Regions from separate parts of the Homo sapiens genome. Here region 2 is linked to region 1. Evidence: read pairs that join two places in POLR2A ChIA-PET (ENCODE). Cell type or tissue: PC-9. All regions are shown on one strand. Region 1 has its middle 9.6 kb from the start of USP42. Region 2 holds the start of SNORA80D (small nucleolar RNA, H/ACA box 80D).

Region 1 (5,000 bases):
CGAGACCATCCTTGCTAACATGGTAAAACCCCGCCTCTACTAAAAATGCAAAAAATTAGCGGGGCATGGTGGCGGCCGCCTGTAGTCACAGCAACTCGGGAGGCTGAGGCAGGAGAATGGCATGATCCCGGAAGGCGGAGTTTGCAGTGAGCTGAGATTGTGCCACTGCACTCCAGCCTGGGTGACAGAGCAAGACTCTGTCTCGAAAAAAAAAAAGAAAAGAAAAAGAAATAACCCACATGGCTGGGCGCAGTGGCTTATGCTTGTAATCACAACACTTTGGGAGACTGAACTGGGAGGATCACTTGAGGCCAGGAATTGGAGGCTGCGGTGAGCTATGATCATGCAACGGCACACTTCAGCCTGTGCTCTGTCTTCAGGGCAACAGTGCATGAGCCTGTCTCCAAAAAAAAAAAAAAAAAAAAAGGACCCACAGGGACCTAATTTTAGATGCCATGAATTCCATGGCAGATACTGGAGGAAGCGAGTGCTACTCTCAGGGAAGAGGACATGCTAAAATGCATGCTACCAGCTGGTGACATTCCATCACAAGGCCTGGAAAACACCGTTTTACCAGGACCACGGAGGGCAGAGACAGCATCAGCTGTGTTGGAAAAGTGGTACCCCGAGGTGGCTGTCATGTATAAGCCAGGGCTAATAACAGGAGATGCTGTTACAGAACTGGGCTGTCTGGTAGCAAAGAGGATGATAGCAGCCCGTCTCTACTAAACATACAAAATTAGCCAGGCATGGTGGCATGTGCCTGTAGTCACAGCTACTTGGGAGGCTGAGGCAAGAGAATCACTTGAACCCGGGAGCCAAGATCATGCCACAGCACTCCAGCATGGATGACAGAGGAAGACTGTCTCAAAAAAAAAAAGAAAAGAAAGAAAGAAAGAAAATGATGGCATCCTGGAGTGTCAGAGACTGGGTAGCAGTGCTTACGCAGCAGAAGGTGGGCATGATTGGTACAGTGAGCAGCAAGCCAGAGTAGCAGATGGGAGGCACTGACTTGCAGGGATCCAAGGCAATGGCTAATAAAACACAGGGCAAGACAGGCTGTCAACAAAAGCACAGTATATATCATTGTAAGCAGACAAGGAGGATCTCCAGGGATTATAGGAACTTGGGATTAATCTCCAGGGATTAATCAACTTGTGCAATCAGCCTGTTTCACAGCCTCCTGCTCTGCACCTGTTCTTCCCCAAACCTTGGATGGAATGCAGTCACCTTGTTAGTTTAAACCAGCTCCTGACAGACCCCAACAACGTACAGATGAACCTGAGTGAACTCTCTGCATGACCATGCTAAAGTATCCATCCCGTGAGAAGTTATAGCTTCATTCCCATCACATGCAACCTATGGGCTGGCAGGATGACTCACTGCATCTGCACCATTGGGATCCCTCCTCTCCATGCAATGATGCACCCATCTCCCCTCTCCATCACCCCATAAAACCCTACTGTCACTTTCCCTTGGGGAGACTCTGCTTTGGAGAATACTCCCAGTGTTCTTACTGGCACCAAGTAATAAGCTGGTCTCGAACTGCTGGCCTCAAGTGATCTGCCCACCACAGCCTCCCAAAGTGCTGGGATTACAGGCGTGAGCCACCACGCCTGGCCAGGTATACCTATATGTCTATAATAACCTGGTTGTGTAGAAGACTGAGGTTAGCTGTCTCAGTGGAAAAACACGAACATCTGCCCAGATTCCCCCACCTGAGCCAGTTCTCAATTCCAAAACATGCATCCAGGCTGGGTGAGGTGGCTCAGACCTGGAATCCCAATGCTTGGGAAGCTGGGGCAGATGGATGATTTGAGTCTAGGAATTCGAGACCAACCTGAGCACAGTAAGACTCTGTCTCTACAAAAAAATAAATTAAAAAAAAAAGCCAAGTATGGTGGCACCTGTGGTCCCAGTTACTCAGGAGGCTGAGGCAGGAGGATTGCTTGAGCCTGGGAGGTGTAGACTGCAGTGAGATGTGACCACACCACTGCAGCCCGGGTAACAGTGAGACCCTGTCTCAAAAACAAAAATCGAAATACCCATCCAGTAAAGGAGAAGCCAGATCCCATGCAAGTGTACACAGTAGGGATTTTCCAAGTCCTGCCCCAAAGAGACCTCTGGCCATTTTTTTTGTTTTTTAGACGGAGTCTTGCACTGTTGCCCAGGCTGGAGTGCAGTGGCGCAATCTCAGCTCATTGCAACCTCCGCCTCCCAGGTTCAAGTGATTCTCCTGCCTCAGCTTCCCAAGTAGCTGGGATTACAGGTGCCTGCCACCACGCCCAGCTAATTTTTTGTATTTTTAGTAGACACGGGGTTTCACTATGTTGGCGAGGCTGGTCTCAAACTCCTGACTTCGTGATCTGCCTGCCTCAACCTGCCAAAGTGCTGGGATTACAGGCGTGAGCCACCACACCCGGCCCCTCTGGCCATTTAATTTACTCCGTAATTATATGCTGGGGAATAGGGGTCTGCTCAGATATTTCCAGGCTTTTGCTTACAGAGTCCAAGTTAACGCAGCTCTAAAGCACCCTCAGGGTTCCCTTATTGCTAAGGGATCAAGTTAATACCTTTGGTCCTGACCCACATCCCTCACTGGGTTCACTGAGCCCACAGTGGTCAATTCCCTGGTTCCCAAATGTGATACTCAAATAGTCATACTTAGCAACTGGTTCCTTGACTTACAGCATTAAGAGCTATTGTAGCACAGAAAGCCAAGTGGGGCTGGGCACGGTGGCTCACACCTATAATGCCAGCACTTTGGGAGGCCCAGACGGGCAGATCCCTTGAGGTTAGGAGTTCAAGACCAGCCTGGCCAACATGGCGAAACTCCATCTCTACTAAAAATACAAAAATTAGCCAGATGTGGTGGCAAGCACCTGTAATCCCAGCTACTCAGGAGGCTGAGGCAGGAGAATCGCTTGAACCTGGGAGGCGGAGGTTGCAATGAGCCGAGATTGCGTCACTGTACTCCAGCCTGGGTGACCAAAAAAAAAAAAAAGCCAAGTGGAACAAGTGGAAGCCCTGAAACTGCCCCCTCTGGCCAAAAGAGTAAGTTGGTGGGGCTGAGGGTGGAGGTTGATGGGAGAAAATCGCAGAGAATAGTGCCATGCTCAGAGGGTTAAAGGATGCAAGGCTGGTGTCTCCATCATCTGCTCATTTAATTTACCAGTCTGACCCCTGCAAAAACTGGATGAACCATCATAGGTGACAATGAACTACTGCAAACATAATCCTCAAGGACTCATCTAGCACCAGCTTAATTCCACCGCTACCCACTCCATCCTTTGGAGTTCTTCTACATCCACAACAGAATGGAGTTGTGTTTAGAATCTCTCAGGCTGGGCTTAGTGGCTCATGCCTGTAATCCCAGCACTTTAGGAGGCCGAGGAAGGAAGATCGCTTGAGGCTAAGAGTTCAAGACCAGCCTGGGCAATATAGGGAGACCCTGACTCTACAAAAAATAAAAAATTAGCCAGGTGCTGGTGCATGCCTGTAGTCCCAGCTACTAAGGAGGCTGAGGTGGGAGGATCGCTTGAGCCCAGGAGGTCAAGGGTCCAGTGAGCTATTATGGCACGATGGCACTCCAGCCTGGGTGACAAAGCAAGACCCTGTCTTAAAAACAACAGGCCGGGCATGGTGGCTCATGCCTGTAATCCCAGCACTTCAGGAGGCTGAGGCAGGTGGATCACGAGGTCAGGAGTTCAAGACCAGACTGACCAACATGGTGAAACCCCGTCTCTACTAAAAATACAAAAAAAATTAGCCGGGTGTGGTGGCACGCACCAGCTACTCAGGAGGCTGAGGAAGGAGAATCACTTCAACCCGGGAGGTGGAGGTTGCAGTGAGCCCACATCGCGCCATGCACTCCAGCCTGGGTGACAGAGTGAGACTCCATCTTAAAAAAACAAAATAACCTTGTAGTTGATCCTCCTTTTTCTGAAACCCTGAGAGCAAACATGAACAAGGTCTTTTAACTCTTATAGATTTTACAACCACTATGAAAAAAACAAAGAAGAAAATATATAAACAGTGAAAAATAGATTGGTCACAAAATACATTCAAAAGAAGTACCTACCATATTTTACCACAAAAAAGTAAAGAAGGGAGGGGGAGAGAAAGAGGGAGAGGAAGAGAAAAAAAGAGAGAAAGGAAGAAAGAGGTAAGGAAAGGAGAGGGGAGGGGTGGGGGAAGGAGGGAAGCAAGGTGAAAGAAAGAAAAAAGAGAAAAGAAAGAGAGAGGCACATGCCTGTAATCCCAGCACTTTGAGAGGCTGAGGCGGGAGAATCGCTTGAGATCAGGAGTTCGAGACCAGCCTGGCCAACATGGTTTTGGTTTCTATCAAAAAATACAAAAGTTACCCGAGCATGGTGGTGCATGCCTGTAGTCCCAGTTACTCGGGAATCTGAGGCATGAGAATCACTTGAACTCGGGAGGTGGAGGTTGCAGTGAGCTGAAATCCTGCCACTGCACTCCAGCCTGGGCAACAGAGTGAGACTTGGTCCCAAGGCAAAAAAAAAGAGAGAGAAGAAAAGAAGGAAGGAGGGAAGAAAGGAAGAAAGGAAGGAGGAAGAGAGGGAGGGAGGGAGGAAGGAAGAAAGGAAGGAAAGGGAAGGAAGGAAGGGAGAGAGGGAGGGAAGGAAGGGAAGGGAGGGAGGGAGAGAGGGAGGGAAAGGAAAGGAAGGAAGAAAGAGTACCTTCCGTTTACTCAGAGTGCTCAGATGACACCAATCAATAGACTTGTCCCAGCAGCCCACACGGAGACTCAGTCACAGAGAGCACTGTTTGGAAACAGACACACTAGATGTAAATTCCAGCTCCAGCTTATATTTATCTGTTAAGTTCTCTGAACCTTACTTCAGACTCTCATGAAATGAAAGGCTGTTTTAATTTATCTTAAGCCAAGTTTATCCTAATGGATGATTAACACCACTTCCCTGCACACCAACATAAGACATTAAAGTGTGAAAGTGTTCAAGGAGGGATATATTTAATCT
Region 2 (5,000 bases), 80 kb after region 1:
TGTTCAAGGGGCAGCTGTGTGTAAGTTGAACTCAGTCCCGTCTACTTACCATTCTTCCAAATTAAAGTGAATCCCAGCTGATAGTCTTGGCGGGGCTGTTTTTTATTCTGTTCTCCAAAGCACTTGAGAAGGTTTTCAGGCACGCTCTTGACCGAGGAGTGCGTGTGCACCGTGGACAGGACCCTGAAGTGCTCACAGAGCAGCCTGTGCAGCACAAGCAGGGAGAGGGGAGGGGAGGCCGGGTTTGCGTTGATCACGATGTCTTTCAGCGCCCCGTAATCCTGGGGAAAGACCAAGACAATGTACGAATAACAGTCATCGGAGAGTGCCACTGTGCCGGGCGCGAGTCTAAGAACCTAACCAGGGTTATCTAACCGACTCCGCCACTTCCATGAAGACGGCACTAGCGTCATCTCCACGTTGCAGCCAGTAACTTATCCAAGGTCACTCGCTCAGGACGGAGTGGAGCTGGGATATGAGCGGACTCCACCCCCTTACCCCCAACAAATAAAAAGTTGACTCTACTGTCAAATAAAACAACATATGAGGAATGACACTTTTTTTTTTTTTTTGAGACAGAGTCTCACTCTGTCACACAGGCTGGAGTACAGTGGATGATCTCTGCTCACTGCAACCTCTGCCTCCACAGGTTCAAGCGATTCTCCTGCCTCAGCTTCCTAAGTGGCTGGGACTACAGGTGCCTGTCACCATGCCCAGCTAATTTTTTTTTTTTTAATTTTTAGTAGAGATGGGGTTTTGCCATGTTGCCCAGGCTGTTCTCGAACTCCTGACCTCAAATGACCTGTCCGTCTTGGCCTCCCAAAATGCTGGGATTACAGATGGGAGCCATGGTGCCTGGCCTAGGAATGACACTTTTATTTGTCCCTTTTAACCTGCAGTTATTCCAGCTACTCAATCTTTCCAACAGCTGACCACGGCCAATTTGTGTTCATTAAGATGTTTCCATGAAGAACCCCTTAAGAAGGGGTGTTGGCCCAAGATATCATTGATGATGAGGGATGGGGAGATGCTAAAATACTAGGCGTTAACTGAAGTGCTCAGACTGACAGCCTTGTTTATTCCCACTGTGTAACCCTCTTCAGTGCCAGTGGCCCACGGGTACAGAAGCCAGGCAATGGTTCGGGGCCACAGTTTGCTCTGGCATGGGGCACTATGAGAGGTCCAGGGGGATGGGCCTGTCATAATCCAAACCCATGCATGACAGCCTTTTTAGATAAAGACTTTCTTATTCTACGCTTTCACTCGTAATAATGAATGCACTGATGTGAACACTCACGGCCAAACTCCTTGGCTTTCTGTACCCCGCCTGCCACTCCTGACCAATATCCCACACGTCGGCCTAGGCAGAATGCCTTGCAGTTCCCTGAACATATTGTATTACTTGACGCTGGGTCTTCTGAGGTATCAAAATTCATCTTGAGCACCACATGCTCTGAGATACCTCCCCAGCACCCTGAGAAATGACTCAGGGTCTTTTCTCAGTCATTTCAGCCGCGCATGCTCGAAAACTCATCTGCTAGGCTCCGGCTCCCTGAGGGCCTGGTTGCACCTCATCTGAGTCCTCAGTGCATGCCAACAAGTACTGAATGAATGAGGGAGCAGAGGAAGGAATACATGAATGCAGAGGTACTGAGGTTACCAAATATCCCAGCCCTGGGTGAGACACCACAATGCTTGCATTTTTTAGGGCTTTAAGTAGTGCTATTCTATCACCCATTCTAGAGGAGGCTATTGATAGGGATTCTTGGGACAAACCCTTTTGCATCCTCAAATAAATATCACATTGTGGTTAACAAACGAGGTGGTCTTTCTTTGCATATCAGATTCTCCCCTAAATTAGCTGAAGCCTGTAAACTTCAATCATGAGAGCTGGCTGATGCAACTTACTTGTAATACAGCAAACTGAGTTCAAGCAAAACGCATTTGAAATATGAGACTGACTGGCCTAAGCAGTACATTTCAAAAGGATGGGTAGGATTTTTGTACTTGGGCAGTCACAGTTCTGAAAGTTGGCCTGTGATCAGAGAGAGTCCGGGCTGCCTCTGCTGAACCTCTGGGGAACACTGAGCAAGCAAGCTGAGATCTGTTCTTCCAGGGCTCAGAAGCTGCTGGACCCATGCCCGGACTGGCAGAGGCTGTAACTCTCTTCCACTCCTTCTCTACCTACAGATCCTCCCTGTCCTCTACGTGCTCTGAGAAGTCAAGAGGAGGCTTTAGAGCTTGTTTTGACTTCACTCCTGCCCTGGGACTCTGTTCTGTGCAAAGGCACACTCATTTAGAGAAGAAAAAAATATGAACATGCTCTTGGCTCTGCCTTTGAAAACCAGAAAGCTAGTTTTGTTTTTGTTTTGAGACGGAGTCTCGCTCTGTCGCCCAGGCTGGAGTGTAGTGGCGCGATCTCCGCTCACCACAAGCTCTGCTGCCCGGGTTCATGCCATTCTCCTGCCTCAGCCTCCCGAGTAGCTGGGACTACAGGTGCCCGCCACCACGCCCGGCGAATTTTTTGTATTTTTAGTAGAAATGGGGTTTCACCACGTTGGCCAGGATGGTCTCGATCTCCTGACCTCATGATCTGCCCGCCTTGGCTTCCCAAAGTGCTGGAATTACAGGCGTGAGCCACCACGCCCGGCCTGAAAGCTAAGGCTTTAATCACAGCAGCACAATTTCCCTGCACTAACCACTCAGTACCTACTAACGTTTCAGCTTTCAAAACGAACCTACCTTCCCAAGCACTGAATTCAAGTCCAGCGCATTGGTGGTTAAAGTCGTGGGCTCATCCGCTTGGATTATGTTGGTTACATCCAAGTCTGCATCTGGTGTTTGAATCATCTTGGAGAGGCCATCAACTGCAGCTTTCAACTCATACAGACGTTTTAAAATATCATCTTGGCGGGACTCAAGAGCTTGCAGAGACAGGTTAGACTCTTCCTAAACAAACCAACAGCCAAATGTTCATTTCCTCTCCCATCAGACCAGTGTTGTTTAAATTTGATCACTTGTCTTACTTTGCCATGCACTCACCAAACCTCCCACCCTTTAAAAGAAGACATTATGGGCTGGGTGTGGTGGCTCACGCCTGTAATCCCAGCACTTCGGGAGGTCCAGGTAGGCAGATCATCTGACGTCAGGAGTTCAAGACCAGCCTGGCCAACATGGTGAAACCCCGTCTCTACTAGAAATACAAAAATTAGCCTGGCATGGTGGCACGCAACTGTAATCCCAGCTACTCGGGAGGGTGAGGCAGGAGAACCACTTGAACCCAGGAGGTGGAGGTTGCAGTGAGCCGAGATGGCACCACTGCACTCCAGCCTGGGTGACAGAGTGAGACTCCATCTCAAAAAATAAAAATAAAAAAAAATAAAAGAAGACATTATGGGATGCAAGTCTGCAAAGCCTTAATTACAAAGTAAAGAAACAAAAAGGAAAAAGACATTAAAATACAGGAGCAGAAACATCTCATTTTCCCCATAGTCCAATAGGTCCCTGCAAATTGATCCCCAAATGCTTAAAACAAGGCCAGGTGCGGTGGCTCATACCTGTAATCCCAGCACTTTGGGAGGCTTGAGGGCAGGTGGATCACCTGATTTCAAGAGTTTGAGACCAGCCTGGCCAACATGGTGAAACCCTGTTTCTACTAAAAATACAAAAATAAGCCAGGTGTGGTAGTGCATGCCTGTAGTCCCAGCTACTCAGGAGGCTGAGGCAGGAGAATCGCTTGAACCCGGGAGGCGGGGGTTGCAGTGAGCCAAGATCGCACCACTGAACTCCAGCCTGGGCGACAGAGCAAGACACCGTCTCAAAAAAAAAAAAAAAAAAAAAAAAAGCTTCAACAAATAAAAGTTGTGGCTAAAAGCCACTCTGAAATTGTATGGTTCCTATTTCAGGTAATTTAGTCTTAACAACAGGGAAGGATAGAAAATGAACACAATTTGTAGTTCTTTGTTCTTAACAAACTAAGAATACTTTGCTTAAATAAGTAGCAATGAGAATGTAACTGAGTAATTTATACAAATAGGGAAAAGGGAACACAGGTTGAAACACTTTATTTTAGCTTGGAAGCACGTCCATGGGGCCAAGTAATCAATTCCACAAATCATTTTCTTGTCTTTTTTTTTTTGTCCTGGAGACAGGGTCTCACTCTATTGCCCAGGCTGGAGTGCAGGGGTGTGATCATGGCCCACTGCAGCCTTGACTTCCTGGGCTCAAGTGATCCTCCTGCCTTAGTCTCCTGAGTGCCTGGGACTACAAGTGTGTGCCACCAAGCCTGGCTAATTTTTAAATTTTTTTGTAGAGACAAAGAACTGCGCTATGTTGCTCAGGCTGGTCTCAAACTCCTGTCCTCAAGCCATCCTCCCACCTCAGGTCCCAAAGTGCTGGGAAGACAGCCGTGAGCCACCACACGTGGCCAGGCCACCATTCTTCACCTAGCCTATTCCACCTCGCACCCATTCTAGTCCACCCCTGCAAACCATCCTTTAAGATGGCAGCTGGAAAGACTTAAAAAGAAACTCAAGGCTGGGCGCGCTGACTGATGCCTATAATCCTAGCACTTTGGGAGGCCGAGAGGGGCAGATCACCTGAGGTCAGGAGTTCGAGACCAGCCTGGCCAACATGGTGAAACCCCGTCTCTACTAAAAGTACAAAAATTAGCCAGGTGTGGTGTGGGTGCCTGTAATACCAGCTATTCAGGAGGCTGAGGCAGGAGAATCGCTTGAACCCGGGAGGCGGAGGTTGCAGTGAGCAGAGATCACACCACTGCACTCCAGCCTAGGCGGCAGAGTGAGACTGTTTCCAAAAAAAAAAAAAAAAAAAAAAAAATCAGATATTGTCAATGTCTCCCCCTTGCTAACCTGCTAGGTGCTTAGGATAAAATGTCAAACATTTAACATGGCTTCACAGACATTTTGTATCATTTGGCCTCTGGCTACCTTACCTCACCCAATTTCGTCCTTTGCCTGTGCTCTAGCCACACTGTCCGA

The links. ChIA-PET counts read pairs that join two places held together with the same protein. Peaks named below come from ENCODE experiments on the same cell type or tissue, not always from the same donor. Only the 100,000 strongest peaks of a DNase experiment are listed, where the experiment ranks them.
Region 2: POLR2A ChIA-PET joins it to region 1 with 8 read pairs; 29 of 35 experiments call an interaction of 5 or more read pairs at or near these places.

What each region holds. Positions count from the first base shown.
Region 1 is chr7:6,092,813-6,097,812 of GRCh38, reverse strand. It overlaps a transcript of USP42 not described here. Among named protein-coding and RNA genes, the nearest start is that of USP42, 9.6 kb to the left of the region's middle. In PC-9, no CTCF peak of the experiment used is centred here; no DNase peak of the experiment used is centred here; H3K27me3 peaks cover 376 bases.
Region 2 is chr7:6,013,095-6,018,094 of GRCh38, reverse strand. AIMP2 (aminoacyl tRNA synthetase complex interacting multifunctional protein 2) reads right to left here. Exons shown (of 4, transcript NM_006303.4): 2 at 2,743-2,949; 3 at 50-281. It overlaps SNORA80D (small nucleolar RNA, H/ACA box 80D), which reads right to left and starts at 1,218; the gene lies at 1,084-1,218. RefSeq lists an enhancer at 2,170-2,269. In PC-9, no CTCF peak of the experiment used is centred here; no DNase peak of the experiment used is centred here; H3K27ac peaks cover 2,162 bases.